2 separate regions of the Homo sapiens genome follow, and region 1 is linked to region 2. A link is a loop called in an ENCODE intact Hi-C map of the cell type or tissue named here. Cell type or tissue: ovary. All regions are shown on one strand.

The links. A loop is a pair of places that touch in the nucleus more often than their neighbours do. Peaks named below come from ENCODE experiments on the same cell type or tissue, not always from the same donor. Only the 100,000 strongest peaks of a DNase experiment are listed, where the experiment ranks them.
Region 1: a loop joins it to region 2, with 4 times the contacts of the local background. A loop is called at or near these places in 1 of 110 quality-filtered maps.

What each region holds. Positions count from the first base shown.
Region 1 is chr1:187,450,223-187,458,222 of GRCh38, forward strand. The region is part of intron 1 of LINC01037 (long intergenic non-protein coding RNA 1037); the gene reads left to right. Among named protein-coding and RNA genes, the nearest start is that of LINC01037, 11 kb to the left of the region's middle. In ovary, no CTCF peak of the experiment used is centred here; no DNase peak of the experiment used is centred here.
Region 2 is chr1:187,041,690-187,049,689 of GRCh38, forward strand. No RefSeq gene overlaps it. Among named protein-coding and RNA genes, the nearest start is that of LINC01036, 47 kb to the right of the region's middle. RefSeq lists an enhancer at 5,382-6,049. In ovary, no CTCF peak of the experiment used is centred here; a DNase peak (open chromatin) is centred at 4,649.

The sequences.
Region 1 (8,000 bases), 410 kb after region 2:
AACCAGGGTGGTATGGTCAGTCCCAGAGGAGAGGCTTCTATAACATTGAGAGATAAGGTTTACATAGAAACAAAAGTGTTCCATAATCTATTCTAATATCGTGTCTATTTTATTCTGGTGTTCTTTCAGGTAGCTTTTACTCTGTGGTGAATTCTTTTTAATTAAATTCTAGTTATAATTTGAAACCATCTAGGCTTCTTTTCTCTGAAAATCTGATGAAAGACATGGGTCATCTACACAGATAATGCACACATACAAATAAGCACAGAATTTTAGATATTTATGTATAATGCCTATCCAAAGACTTCATAATGATTCATAAAACATGTGTTAAAAACCCCTATACTTTATACAACGTAAGAAAAAATAAATTTACTATTTCATCTAATGCTGATAATAGACTAGAAGATTTCTACCTGAAATCAATTATTCTTTTATGATTTAGTTTATATATAATACCTCTCATTCTCCTAAAGTGTTAAGGATCTACAACTTTAATCCATGTGTAGTATTCTATAGTTTTGTATATTTTATACTATTATTCATTTATCGGCTTATAAAAACTCTGGTAAAAATTTTGTGTTAGAAATAATGCTGACTTCTGAAATGCACTTAATACTTTGTACCAAGAGAACCATTTTTATATTTCACTTTTAATGTTTTTCACATTCTGGAAGTATTGTTAAGATCCTTTGTTTTTAAAATGGACATGATTGAGGGCAACTGTAATCTATGCATGTGAGACTACAAATGCAATAGCAGCCCTTGTGAGAACATCCATGTGTATGAGCTTTGTAGCTCTTACTTTAATTTATAGAGTCTGTGATTGCTCTACTTTGCCTCCTACATGTTTGGATTTCTTGAATTCCTTATTTGAAAGAACTACCCCATACATGATGGCTATTCCTTCCTCTGAGCTACGTGATTGTACAAAAATATACCTACTGTAAAAATGGGAATAAAAATGCAGGAGTTATAAAAGGCATTGGTTAATGTTAATGTATAATTATATAATAGTGAGGTGCTATTAGAGTGGAGAGAAGTATTAGTAGCTATTCCATTTATCCATTTATCGATTCCATTTATATATTATTGGTGTTAAACAAGCCATCCCATAACTGAGTGGCTTGAAACCACAACTCATTATCTCTTATGGTTTTGTGGTATGCCTGCTTTTAGCTAGGTAGTTTCATCCGGGATCGCTCAAGTGTTTGTAGACAGATAGCAGCTGGGACTGAAGTCATCTGAAGGATGGGCTGGGCTGACCATGGACACTCCCTGTTGGCCCATTGCTTAGCCGGAGTTGCCAATTGAGCACCTCTGTGTTATCTCACTCTGTGTGATGAGGGAATCCTCGCATCACAGTAGTTGGAGTTCTTACATGGGGTCCTAGGACTCAAAGATAAAAGGTGGAAGGATCCAGGCCTCTTATAAAAGGCTAGCCCATAACTAGAATAGTTTCATTTTGCTGTAGATAAAGCAAGCTGTAGGCAAATAAGGCCAACCCAGATTCCAGGAGAGGTAAATAAGACTCCACCTTTTAGTGGAAGGAATTTTTGAAAATGTGCTTTAATCTCTTATAGAAGCCATTTAAATAATTCCCAGAGATGAGCAGCATTGACAAGCTGTAAGAACAGGGATTTCTAATACTATATTTTAGATTGCTAACCTTGCTGTGATGTGCTAAGTTACCTCTAACTCCCAGAATTTTCCTTAGGTTGCCACACACACATATATAAAATTTGTGGATAATTAAGGGTGAAAGTATTTAAAGGAAGCATAGCTTGTCTCACATTCACCACTTTGTTACTGAAAAAAGAATGGCATCCTATCAAGAAGACTGTGTCCAGGGCATTCAGATCATGAAAAGCAGCCAAATGAACAATGAGACATGATGGGGTACATAAAGAAGTCCATATAAATCTTCATCATATAGAATCTTAAACACAATATAAAATATTTGAGAGTTTCTGAAGTAAAGATCCCAGGTAAATCTTGTTCATACCAGTTGTTCCCATACTAATTTGACATAGATTGGTCACACTTTCTCTGTCTCTCTTTATTTCTCTCTCATTTAATTTTTTCCTAACAACTATCAATATCTAACAGCTTCCTAAAGACACTTTGAAAAATGCTGCATAGTAAATATAACAGAGAGTGTGTTGATTTAATAAAGAAAAATATCTTTGGATTACAGCTTCTGAGATAGATTTAATAAAGGAAGTAGGAAACTAGCAGAATCATTAATAAACTTGTTTTAGAAAAGAAGTGGAGAAATTCTGCTAGATGGGATAGAAGAGATTCGTCTAGTCCTAGAGTTTTCTTCAGCAGGCCCTAAGATTTTCCTGGAGATATGTCAGAGAGGACCAGGAAGGAAGTGGACAGAAAAGTAAGCAGGTCTCTACACTCTAATTTCTTAGCAAACATCCCAAAACACTCAGTTAATACCTCTTCACTGTGAAGAGTTAAATAATAGATTTCATTTGAAATGGTAATGGTGATAAAAGGATGAAGAAGAAAGAAAGGACAGGAGTGGGAGGAGGAGGAGGACAAAGTTCATTCAAAAATTCAGTGGCACAATCAGAAATAGAACAAAGATCCTCTGTCTTTGAGACGAGGCTGTTCTAGTCTTCTACATGATCTCTGAGGAGGGGAAATTCTGAGATCAAGAGAAAGTTAGGTTGTGGTCAGACTGTTAGCAATCTTACATTTTAGGATAAGAATTTTTGTCATTACTCTTAAAGATTTAAAAAATTTTACAAATATATCTTAGCAGGAAACAGAATTTAATTTTTAAAGGAAGATAAAATGCTAGTAGCTCAAGATAAAATTAAAGATAAAAATATTGCAATTCAGAAGAAAAATATTTAAATAAATAGACTGGTTTATGTAAACAGTTCCAGCAAGAGGTAGTGAATGATAGGACTCTATGAATTCCAAGCTGATTGACAGGTAAGCAGAAAAAGCAATACATTTTTGGCCTTGAAGTTCTTATGAAACTTTCTTAATGTCATTCTATTTGATCATTAACTCTTTATTAAAAAATTCAACAACTTAATTTTAAGTCCTGATTGTAGAAATTTGGTTCAGTTGCTGCTATTTATGTATAAGTATTATATCTCTAAATTAAAAATATTTACTGCTCTTTTTTAAAAAAATATTTTTTGTTAAATTACGGCATCTTCTTAAATGCTTTTTATTAATAATTGTTTACATTTATAATTGGCACATAATAATTGCTCATATTTATATACAGTATGATGTTTCAATGGATGTATACATTGCATAATAATCAAATCGGGGTAATCACCACATCCATCACTTTAAACACTTATTATTTCTTTGTGGTGACAACATTCAAAACCTCTTCTAGCTATCTTGAAATATACACTACATTGGTATTTGCATAGTCACCCTCCTGTGTTATAGAACAGCAGAACCTATTCTTCCTGTCTGTCTAAATTTGTACCCATTGACCAACATCTCCCAATCTTCCATCATCCCTATCCTCCTGAGTCTCCAATAAACACTGTTCTCTCTATTTCTATGAACTCACTCTTTTAGATTCCACATATAAATGAGATCATGCAATGTTTGTATTTCTGTGCCTGGTTTACTTCCTGTAACATAGTGTCTTTCAAATTCACCCATGTTGCCACAGACGATAGGATCTAAATAATTTTAAGGTAGAGTCAGCCAGTGTTATTGAGTAATTTACTGAAAAAGTAAATTAATTATAGTTAGTACATTTAATTGTGTAGACAGTGTCTGAAACACAACACTTAAAATGTCAATGCCAGCTTTTGTAATGAAGCCAATTCTCTAAGCTCTAGTAGGATGGAGATGTGTCTGTTTTAGTTGGTATAATTTTCTCAGTGTCTGACACCTGGTAGACACTTAAAGTTATTCGTGGAATGAATATATGTTAATGCATGAAGTTGCTCATTTTCATGTTATTAAACATTGTGTAATACATTATTACATTTTGAAAGTTTGTAAAATTTCATCATCCTCAATAATATAGGTTCTGTGAATGAATATGATCGGATAAAACAGAAACAGAAATTTATGTAGGATTGATCATATTATAATTGAAAATTACTTAGAAACTCTTCAAAGTAAATAAGTAGGTACGTATCATGCTATACAAGGTCATTTCTCCTTTTCTGCAAGCACATTCCTGTTCAGTCTAAATTAGTTCTTCCAATCAAGCAACTGATGAGGTATTTTTTACCATACTTGAATTTTCTGCACTACTATAAAGAAAGAATAACACATAATTAGAAAGCCTGGAAGAACATTTGCTAAGCCATATCTGTTTTTTAAATGATTTTTGTTCATTCTTACTCCACATAACTGGAAAAATATATTTTCATGGTGATTTTGTGAATTTAATGCTTGAAATAATATAAACATTTAATATAAAGTATGACTTTATCTCTCTAATTTTTTGAAATTGAGTGTAATTTGAATTTTTTGAATAAATACACCTCTAATATTAGACTATTACAATCAATACAATTGTTTCTTGTAAGAAAAACCTGTATCAGGGACTAGTGTAATTTCTTGTAATTTTGGCTATGCAGAATCTGATTGCAAATACCCTATCAGAAATTCTGATTAGCAGTTGTAGATGTCTTTGATTAATAAGTGATAAAGTCATCATTAGTTAATAAATGTCATTTATTTCACAGAAAATTTCTCTTTCAAATACAGGACTCATGAGAAGCAGAGGTCTCTGTCTCTTGGGTGACAAAAATATTGGGGCACAATGAACTCAATATGGTTTAGGAATGATTAGTTCTTTGATAGAGAGTTCTCTGATGTAATTAGTGTGCTTTTTTTTCAGGGTTTTAAATATCCAGCATGCTCTTTTGTCCACTTGATTAACCAGTAAATTAAATTTTTATGTAAGTCTTCTGACCTAGTCAATTTGTCAGGAGTATACATTAACGGAGGGTAACAGATGAGGTTCTTCCTGACCCTCTGTACAAATCGCTGCACCTCATCTACTTCTACCAGAAGGAGCCTCTGCTTTTACTGACATATGGGCCGTGATGGAAACAAGCAAAAAACTAAACATTAAAACTGAGACATTTTAAGAGAGTCTGTGAAGTTCACAGTAAGAGAAGGCAAGACACTGAAAAGAGAAGGCATATGTTAGACGAAACTAACATTAAGTAATGTCTTTCAAGGCAAGAAGCACTTAGATGTTTATTGAATAAATGAAGTGAATGAATAAATAAATGCCTTATAGGCTGCACCAACTTAATATCTGGATATTTTCTTCTGTCCAAAAAAACTGTTTTATTGTATTTTCTTAAACTTCCAATCATTTTAAAGTCACTGCAATCGTTTTAAAGTCACTGATTTTAAGAATTAGTAGGCCTTATCTTTTAAAGCTGCATGACCTTAAGATTTAGGAGGAAAACTTGGAGTGGGCCTTGGATAGTGCTGCTTAGAGCAGGTGAGTTACTTAGATATTTGAGAAAATGGACTGAGGGGTTAGAAAAGAGGGTAAATATGACATTTAGAAATAAGCAATGCATTTCTTCTCCACCCCATTCTTTATCTCCTTTCTTTTCCCTCTCAACTTTTCTTTTTCTCCTCCTCCTGTTTCCCCTGTTTGAAAATTGAGATCCTTATTTCCCAGGCTACAAACTCAGGCTAAAATTATGTATTCTATACTTCAAATATGTTACACTTAGATAGTTCAGGGACTTCAGACCCTAATCATAATAGTTTCTTTAGAAAATGTTGCTTAGTTACAAAACTTGTCTTTTTATAACAAATACAACAACATTCCTAATTTGGAGGTGTTTGTGAATCAGATCGGTGGAATACCTATATGCTTTACCCTTTCTCCTCATTAAAATAAAAATCAAGATGTTCTAGTAAATTCCTTTCACTCATTACACCATTGATGGTTGTATTCTCAAATACCTGTGAAGAAAATTAATGAGCTTTTGTGGAGTACTAAAACTGTGCATATCTTTGGAAACTAATGTTGTATTTAGCTTCAGTCATGATGGATTGATCCAGTGCACTGTTATACTGGAAAATGATTTATAAGAAGAAAAACAGGTGTCATTTTCTTTATGATTTATGGGTTTTGATCTTTAATCCTGAATTTTCATATCATTAGTCCTGAGAAAGGGATATTATAAGACAGGTGCAATGAGACTTCAAATATTTTCATACGTATAAATCAGTTTATTATCTATTTTTTGGTCATGGGTTTTATGATGCAACACATAATCATGATGGAGCACACAATCCTTAACCCTAGCATGATTTCTCAAATCCATATATTTGCCAAATTGCATAAACATATGTCAGGTTCACGACTATGCCAATTGTTATGCTTGAGGTTGGGTTCCAGCCCATCCTGAGGTCTGAAGGGAGTGGGTGAATGAGCAGAAAGAACACTCTAGGGGCCGTAGGCAGTGAAAGATGATTTTATTCAGCAGCAGCTCTCATAACAGCTTTTCCTCACATTGTTCACCCTGTCTTGACTGTTTAGTCCGGCGGCCCCCATACACAGCTGCGTGTCCAGCTCTCCCTTGCCTTCAGGGTCAGCAGCTTAGCTCTTTCTCTCTCTGGGCATGAGTGAGCCAAGCTGTGTCCTGGCTCCCTTCTGTCTGTCTGCAAAGACAGACACCTCTGACTCTCTTTCTGTGGGAACCAACGCACCTACACAGTGTTAACAGGGCAATTATACATTTTACAGATAATACTGGTGTAGAGCCAAGTGATGGCCTTCCCATGTTATGGCTACATGGCTGTAATAACAAGTGGAGTTATATGCCTATGCTCTAAAGTCGCTGATGTAAATATCCTACCTCAGCCTATCCTTGACCAAAGCACAGCCATGTCCCTTGTACCATATGTATATTCATATAGATATATATGTGCATGTAAAAAATCAATTTAAGTGTAAATTAAGACGGTAATAGAAAAATAGTTTATTTAAAAGAATTTGATTATTGAACACAAATAATCCCTTTTAATATGGGAGTTCACCTATGCTTTATAAAATGAAAAGGGGTTTAGGAATTTATTGACCTAGGTTCAGGAGAATTATCTTTCTCCTTCCCAGTGCCCAATAGGTTATTTTTTATCAATGGGTGAGTAAAATGTACAGAACTCTATAGAGACATCAGTCAGAAAGATTTTTCAAAAAAGTTCTGTAGTTTTCTACTCAAGATAACATTAAAAAATTATTATACATTACCTAGGCTATTTTTTCAGCTTTTTTCTAGTGTTCTTTCTCTTTGAATAGTTTCAAAGATTAAAGCTAAGCTTGAAGCACCATTTGAGGAGGTAGAACATGGCTTATTAATTATGTCAAGGCCCATAGAAACCACCTGACTGTGGCTTCTTTACATTGAAGTGTCTGGCCTCCTCCTCTACAACCAAGATGATGGGGAGTTGTCAGGGGTTCAACCAGAGAAGCAGAATCAGTCGGAGATATGCATTAAAATATTTTTGCAAAGAATTGGCTTAAACATTTGTGGGAGTTGGAGATGCAAGTTTGAAATTCATAGGGCAGGCTAGAACACTTGGCCATGGTGGTATGGGTGGGGAAAGTCCTGCTCACATTTCTTCTTCTTTGGGAAAACCTTAGCGGTGCTTTTAAGGCCTTGCACCTGATTGAGTAAGGCCCATTCACATTATCAAGAATGGTCTCCCTTAGTTAAAGTCAGTTGATTACGAACTTTAATCACAGCTACAAAAAAAAAAAACCTTACTGCAACAGCTGGATTTGTATGTATTTGATTGATTACTGCAGTCTATAGCTTAGCTATATTTACACATCCAAAGACCATCACATCACAACATGATACACCATTATAGCTTTTCCTTTCTCACTTGGGGCACTGAAAGGCAAATGATCTATCAAGAGACTGAGAAAAACCTCATGCCTTATGTTTTTTCCCATGTTAGTTGTCTTACCATGAGCATTGTCTTACCATGCAACCCTAATTACAATTCCACCA
Region 2 (8,000 bases):
TAATTAGGTGATCTCTAGGATCCCTTTTAAATATAATAGCTATGCATATTTCTGAATCTATGAGACTGTGAGCATTGTATTAATCAGGTCCAATGATTTGATTTGAATGTTGAAGAAAGACTGCTTGATTATTCATTATCTTATTCTTATTTTATATTTAAAATTACTTAAAAGATAAACTATTTTTAAAAGTAGACTTAGCAAGCTAACTCATACCGAAATAATTTTATAATTGACATGTCTATTACAGAAGATACATTTTATATGTATATATATATATAGAGAGAGAGAGAGAGAGAGCCTATTGATAAGAGGTAAGGGAAAATGAATTAGCATATGATTCTTAACTCTGGAGATACATTGAAATCACCTGGAGAACTTTTTAAAAAATACTTATGCTGGGATCCCAACCTAGACCAATTAAATCAGAATTTCTGGTAATGGAATGAGGAAATCAGAAAAATTGTTACAGATTTCATAGATAATTCCAATTTATGGCCAATATGAAGAACTGCTGAGACACTTGAAGAAAGTAGTTACTAGACTGAAGAAATTTTGGAGTGGATCTACTGTGGGAAAAAAAAAAATAGAATACCCAGAAGTTCTGCTGGAAACCTCTCCATGGGAGGAGGAAATGCTGGTTCTGGTCACTCAGAGATCATTAACAGAAGGTCTGTTCAACTGCCTATCCTTGGAGTAGTCAAAAAGCTAACTAAGTTCCTGTCGGCAAGAGTGGAAAAAAAAAAGCCTGAGGGGTTCGTGTCCACCTGGTTTAGATACTTATAAGCTAAAGATTATCAATTAAACTGAAAAAATTCCAGAAGTTGAGTGTAGAGAAGAGGATATAACCTGTGTGGGCAGGTAATAGAGCATTGCCAGAATATTAGAATACTTATTATTAAAATAAAATAAAAAATATTTTGTTATCTTTTATGGAATAATTTGGAAAGTTTTCTTTTTTGTCTTTTATTTTCTTTTTAAGTAAGAGCTTATTTTCTAATCACACCGAAAATGTATAGGTCAGCTTTTTGGATCTGATGATTCTCATGATCTCTGAAGACAAACAGTGCCATCTGGCCACAAGCCTTAAATAGCAATAACATCTTAGTCACTTTGCAAATACCATTAAAAGGAAGCATCTCACATAGCAAAAATAAAGCATAACATTATTTAAAAATTAAATGATAAGTTGGAGAATTTTGCAGCATCAAAAATAAGGGACTCATAAATCAAAAGGAAAATGGATTATACCAGGAAAAATATGAGCAAAAGACATGAGCTGGTAAATGAGAAAAGAAAAAAATACAAATGGTCAGTAAGTACACAAGAAGATATTCACCATCATAAGTAAATAAAAGTTTGCTATTTGTAGGATTAGCAATTTTTAAAAATGACTATATTGGTAATATGATGCTTCCATTTGAAATGTCCCAAATGACATTAGAAATGGGATAAGTATTATAGCATATGTATATACATATACATATGTATATGAGAGTATAGCACATCTATAAAATGAAATATTTAGCCATTAAAAATAATGTTATAGTGAGTATTAATTGAAACTATTATCCAAGGAAAAAATCCAAGTTATATCCAAGTTATGGATAATGAGAGCCTGAATATATAAATGGACAATGGCCAGCCCATATACAACAACAGAATTCTGACCCACTACCTATAAACCACCCGCCTGGGAAGATAGACTACAATCTCTGCAGCAAATAATTTGAAACAACGAGGGTTTTGTTAATGACTGTCTTTTCTTTTTCTTCTTCTTCTTCCTCTTCTTCTTCTTCTTCTTCTTCCTCTTCTTCTTTCTTCTTCTTCTTCTTCCTCTTCTTCTTTCTTCTTCCTCTTCTTCTTTCTTCTTCTTTCTTCTTCCTCTTCTTCTTTCTTCTTCTTCTTCCTCTTCTTCTTTCTTCTTCTTCTTCCTCTTCCTCTTCTTCTTTCTTCTTCTTCTTCTTCCTCTTCCTCCTCCTCCTCTTCTTCCTCTTCCTCTTCTTCTTCTCTCTCTGACTCTATACACATCTTTGTCTGTGCTTCTAGCTTTGAACCATCCAGAGAAAGTCAAATATGTTTCACTAACTAATCACATAATATGCCCAGCTTCTAGTTAGCCCTCTTCCAGCTTCCCCATGCCAAAAAGCTTCAATCAGAGCATACCTAAAACTTTTTCCCACTACAAAGCTTTCCCACTCCTCTCCTTCCCTTTGAGTCTCTGCCAAATGCAAGTGACAGTGGCTGAGTCCCTTGCTATAGCAAACTGAATAAATAGCCTCTGTTTGTTCTCATTTGGGAGATCTTTGATTGTTTCCACAATATCATAATAGTATGTAAACTTCGTGGGTGTTTGTGTGAGCAAGATCTGTTTCTGAGTGTAAGCCTGAGGAAATTTCTGAAAGATAGTCACTAAGATATTAAACTTAGTTATCTTTTGGAGGTGAGGTGCAGGGCTATTTTTACTTTAACATATTTTGCATTTGCATTTTTCAATGAGCACATACAGTTTATGTAAATAGAAACAAAATCATCATAAGTGTACAAATAAGTTTATCATTATGTTTAATATTGTTAGACTAAAAATCATGTATATAAAACATATTTCTATCCATATATGAGGTATGTGATGGTATTCGGTTGGTTGGACTTTTCCTTTTCTCAATCATTCTCTAAAGGTAAATTTTCCATATTGGGTGTCCGAAAAGTTTTAGTCTGATGAATATTCTTTAAATATGAAAAATAGACTAGTTGAGAAATATATTTTTAATTATACAAATGATTAATATGTGTTAACCATAAGGGGACTCTCTGATTCAATAGTCTCCATTATTCAGCCATAACTCAAATAGCTATTATCATTCCAGAGCTAGAAAAAAATCCCCTTAGATTAATAAACATAAATCTTTATGGTCATCAATTTCCCCTGATGTTTCTTTAACAAAGGCCAGAAAGATTAGATTTTTGAAGGGAGCATTGCTCATTTCTGTCAACATCTGATTATTTATCCTCCTTAGTTAAACAAAACCCTGGTTATGACAAAGGCTAAACTTTGAATAAATCTGCAAATTTAAATTATACAGCTGAGGGAGACAAGAAAGCATAAATAATAGGGCCAACTTTTTTCACCTGAGCAGAATCTTGTTCTTCCTAATTAAAGGTGATGCTACTGAGCCAGTCACAGGAGGAAATATGCTTAATCTATTTCGAGGCAATGAGTTTCTGCTGTTGCATCTATCCTTTATTTCCTGGTCTCCCTTTTGACCTTTTCATCCACAGCACATGGGACAGGTACTAGGGTCCCATGAGAAAGACAAATGGCCAAAAAACACAGATCTTACAGAACTTACATTCCATTCTGCACCATTGCGTTTTGATTTTCATATTGATAATATTGTCATGAGGACTAAACAAATATATATATGTGTGTGTGTTTATAGGAGTATACATATATGTATGTATATCTGTGTATAAATCTGTATATATATACACGTGCAAAGTATTTAGAAGGCAGGCATCCTTTAGCCAAACATTACGTATATAATAATTACTGCTATTGTTTCATGTTCCAAATTATTTTGCAATTAACTCTGATATACGCTAACATATGACCAGTATGTTCCCTTTTCTCAGCTTGGAGTACAGAACAAGACTCTATTTCCTTTACTGTTAAAATTATAGTAATTTTTTAACTCTAATGAATTAATACAGTATTTAATACTACAGGGCCTCCTACTGCAAATTGCCAGGATCCCACACAGTTGCTTGTGCTGGTCCAAGAATCAGTCTTCCTGTGGCTTCCTCATGGCAGGAGAACTCAGCTGTGCCAGCAAAACCATCGCCTGCAAACATTGACCCTAAGTAGCCCTGTGTGCCGGGCCTGGTTCCTCTGCACTAAGCCCAAGTCTGGTTTCACAGCCATAAGCAGCTTATGGGAACAGGTTAGCGCAAGTCTCCATCTGCCTCAGGAATCCTCTAAGGTAGCAGAGGTCACTACCAAGACAAAATTTTCCCTCCCCAAACCACCACAAAGGACAAAAGCTTAATTACAAAGAGCTACTCTAAACGTCCTTTCTACACCAAAGAGATTCTTCCCCTAAAGTAAAACAAAAAATTCAATTCTGAAGCCCCAAAGCAGGGAGCAAATTTTAAATGATGGCACAGAGGTTTAACATAAATAAATCAATTGACGATTAGAAAAATGAATAAATGAAGTGAGGAGTAAAGTAAAATGTGGGACGTAACTTTCCACCGAGTAACCTGATACACGTGTATCTTGGTTGACAAGAAAAATATTAAACGAGGCTCATTCTTCTCCATTGTTCTGTCTTATATGTTGTAGATATGTCAGTCAGGTAAAAAAACTATGGATATTTATGCCTTTTGGTGGAAAAGGGATTATTTCCAGTTTGCATATTTCCTGCAAATGTCTGTATTAGAGTTCTCCAGAGGGACAGAACTAACAGGAGAGAGAAGGAGAGAGATATATAGGAGTTTATTAGGGAGAATTGGCTCACAGGTTTACAAGATGAAGTCCTCTAAATGATAGGCCATCTGCAAGCTGGGGAAAGAGAGAAGCTGGTGTTCGCTCAGTGCAAGTCGGAATGCCTGAAAACCAGGGAAGCGGAGAGTGCAGCCTGCAGTCTGTGGCTGAAGGCCCAAAAGCCCCCGGGAAGCCACTGCTGCAGTTCTCAGAGTCCAAGACCAAAGAACCTAGAGTCTGATGTCCAAGAGCAGGAGGAGCAGAAGTAAACACCCAGCAAGGAAAGAAGTCTCAGCAAGCAAAAGAATCCTACCTTCTTCTGCCTGCTTTGGTCTAGCCGTGAGGCAGCCGATTGGATGGTGCCCACTCACATTGAGGGTGGGTCTTCGTCTCCCAGTTCACTGACTCAAATGTCAATCTCCTCTGGTAATGCCCTCACAGACACACCCAGAAACAATGCTTTAACAGCCACCTAGGCATTCTTTAATCCAATCAAGTTGATACCTAATATTAACCATTACAATGTCTTCCACAATCTTAGGAATGGTTCGTTCCTTCCTTATCATTGCATTTTTAAACACACCCGTTGCCCAAGCTGTATCCTCATCCCAACCTCACAGAAGTGTTGTGAAATTATTCGATTTACCTGTTTTGAAATATCTTGCTCATTTCCTCAATAATTTTAATATTCTGAAGGACAGATCTCTATTTCCATTTCTTTGTATACTTCTCACTTTTTGAAGTGTTCACCATGAAACTAATTAATTTGTTTAATTTCTGATTTCAGTGTGTGTCCCAAAGTCACAGTTTTGTGCCTAAAAACACAACAGCTGTTTTCATTGATAAAAGCATGTCAAAATGCACTGGCCACACTGATCTATTTCCAAGTTTATAAGCACAACTAGAAAACTGCAGCCAGTTCATTCAATGTGAGCATCTTGATGTTCCTGAAGTTCAGCTTTGCTAATTCGATCTGCTGGTATTGTATTTATTTCAAACCAATGCCTGAACAAGTATCACACAAGCTGAACTCAATTATCAGTTGGAGAGATACTCTCCTCCCTTATCCCCTCTTGGTAATCTAGTCATATGCTCAACTCTGTACTCTCCTTCTCAATGTAGGATCAGTTCCGGGGTCTAGATATAGGGAAGCAGCTGGCCAGAATTTTTCCCTTTGCCCGTTCACACTTCTGAGTCCTTCTCTGTCCGATGTTAAAGATGAACAAGAGTACTTCCCAATCCATTAGCCCTCCAAGCTTGCCTTAGCACGAAGCCCTGGGGCAGAGAACATGTTGTGGTAACAGCAGGATAATGGAAACGAGACTTGAAGACAGGTATGAAACTTTGTAAATGCTAATTCTTTTAAACCAATTCTTTCTTCTTCAATGGCTCAGCTATGTCATTAAACAAAAAGACTGGGATGGTTACAGTCTCCCCATCCCCCTCTTAAGGGTGACAATGAAGACTATCTTTTTGTGCTTGCCTGTGAAGATTTCAGCTACCTAATGAATTCCTTTGAAGTGAAAGCTTGTCTTTCTTCACTTTGTTATCTATTTTCTTGATGAAGGTAATCCTTGGAAAATAATTTAAGTAAGTCTTGAATAGTAGTGATTTTTAAAGGCTTTTGCTGAATATTTGTGTAGCTAAAATAGTTGCCATTAAAAATTCAGGAAAGGGTCATGGAGATTTGGCCTTGGCAAGTTCCTCTTCGCCTTTATTCAAGGATGATGGAAAATAACAACAACAACAACAAAACAAACCCAGAATGTTCATATGGCTGCATGTAACCAATGAGAGAAAAATAATACAGGACATAGTAGACATGACTGGGGTGCAGACACTTATTAGATACTCACTATGTTGGTATGGTATCTTCTCAAATGCACCCTTTCTGTTAAAGTATAGGAGAACACGGGTTATATTTGAGACTGAGTGATTTGATCATTGCGTTTGCTTTGGGCATCAAGGGAAGACAATTTGCATTGTTGGGAGGAGGGTGTCCACACATCAGACTCTAGCACTAGGATGTAACTTCCGAGAAACTCTGAATGGGGAGAGATTTTTGATATCTGTTTTGCCCTGCAACAGGCTGGGATGGGGATTTGCTCATTTCTGTGTCAGATCCAACAATAGATTTGATATCCTCTAGGCCTCAAGAAATAATAAACACAAAGATAACTAAAGTAACTCTCACACAGCTTTTTGAAAACCCAAAACAGTATAACCATTAAAACTTTCAAGAAATCTAGGATCCGCTGCACTGAGTATTAATCAGGTACTTATGTCACATAGATGTCTAAACTAAATTAGCATTTTTATAGATATAGATAGTTTTGGTTTCTTTTTAGTTGAGGTCACACTTTTTCTATTATTCAAGGGACACACTTCTGGATATCAGGATGGATGGGCATAAAGTATAAAGCATATGAAAATGTTTTTTCAAAACTTTACTATTATTCAACCCAAGAGATGATATAATATCTTGTCATTTTTCTCAGTAGATTAAAAAGAAAAATGACCAATGTTTTCTCTAGTAAATTATTTCAAAAGGATTTAATCAGTCTCTCTGAAGTATTAAGATGTATTATGTCATACCTGGCAGAGAGATCCCTGAGACCCTTTTAAACCACCCTTAGTACATTTTGTGACTTTTGTTACAATAGCTTGAGTATTGTTATTGACTTGTTTTTTTTCTGGTAACACCGCTGAAACGTTCCACAGGCCAAATGTATTCATTTGGTTTATCCCCAGATAGATGCAGTAAACAGGTGCCTTATATCAAAATGACAATGTATCTCTCATGGGCTATACTTGCTGGTGTAGGTATTTTTTGTTTTAAAAGCTAATAATAAAAGCTCTTCTCTGAAATGCAAGACCCATATATAAATTAAGCATAGCTATAGGGTGAGTGTCTTTGAATTATCAGTGAAAGGATATTTTAATATAAATTTAAAACATTTTAGTTTGCAAAAAAAGTACTGAGTTGCATCAAAAATTAATTAATTAGAAAAACAAGTAATAACAAATCAAACTAAAAGATGGCAAGAAGATTTTATAACACACAATTTAAAAATAAAGCACAAAAGAGGAATTACAAATTTCTGTTAAAACATTATTTGTACTTATATGAGTTGACAGCCATTGGAAAAAAAAATGAACCAACTTCTCAAATGAGGATTTTCACCTTGAACTAAAAATCTACTCCTTATAACTAGTTTACCTCTCTCAATAAATGATCAGACCTCCTATATATGAACATATTACTGCTTTATATATATGGTTATATCCGTAACAAGACACTCTAAAGGTATGTATTTTGAGAGGAAAATAAGCCTACCTCAAACTAGAAATATTTTGTACAGCAAAGGAGACAACTAACAGGGTGAAAAGGCAACCTACAGAATGGGAGAAAGTATTTGCAAATCCTATAACTGAGAAGGGGTTAATTCCCAAAATATATAAGAAAACTCTTACAACTCAACAGCAAAAATACAAAACAAAACAAAAAAACCACCTA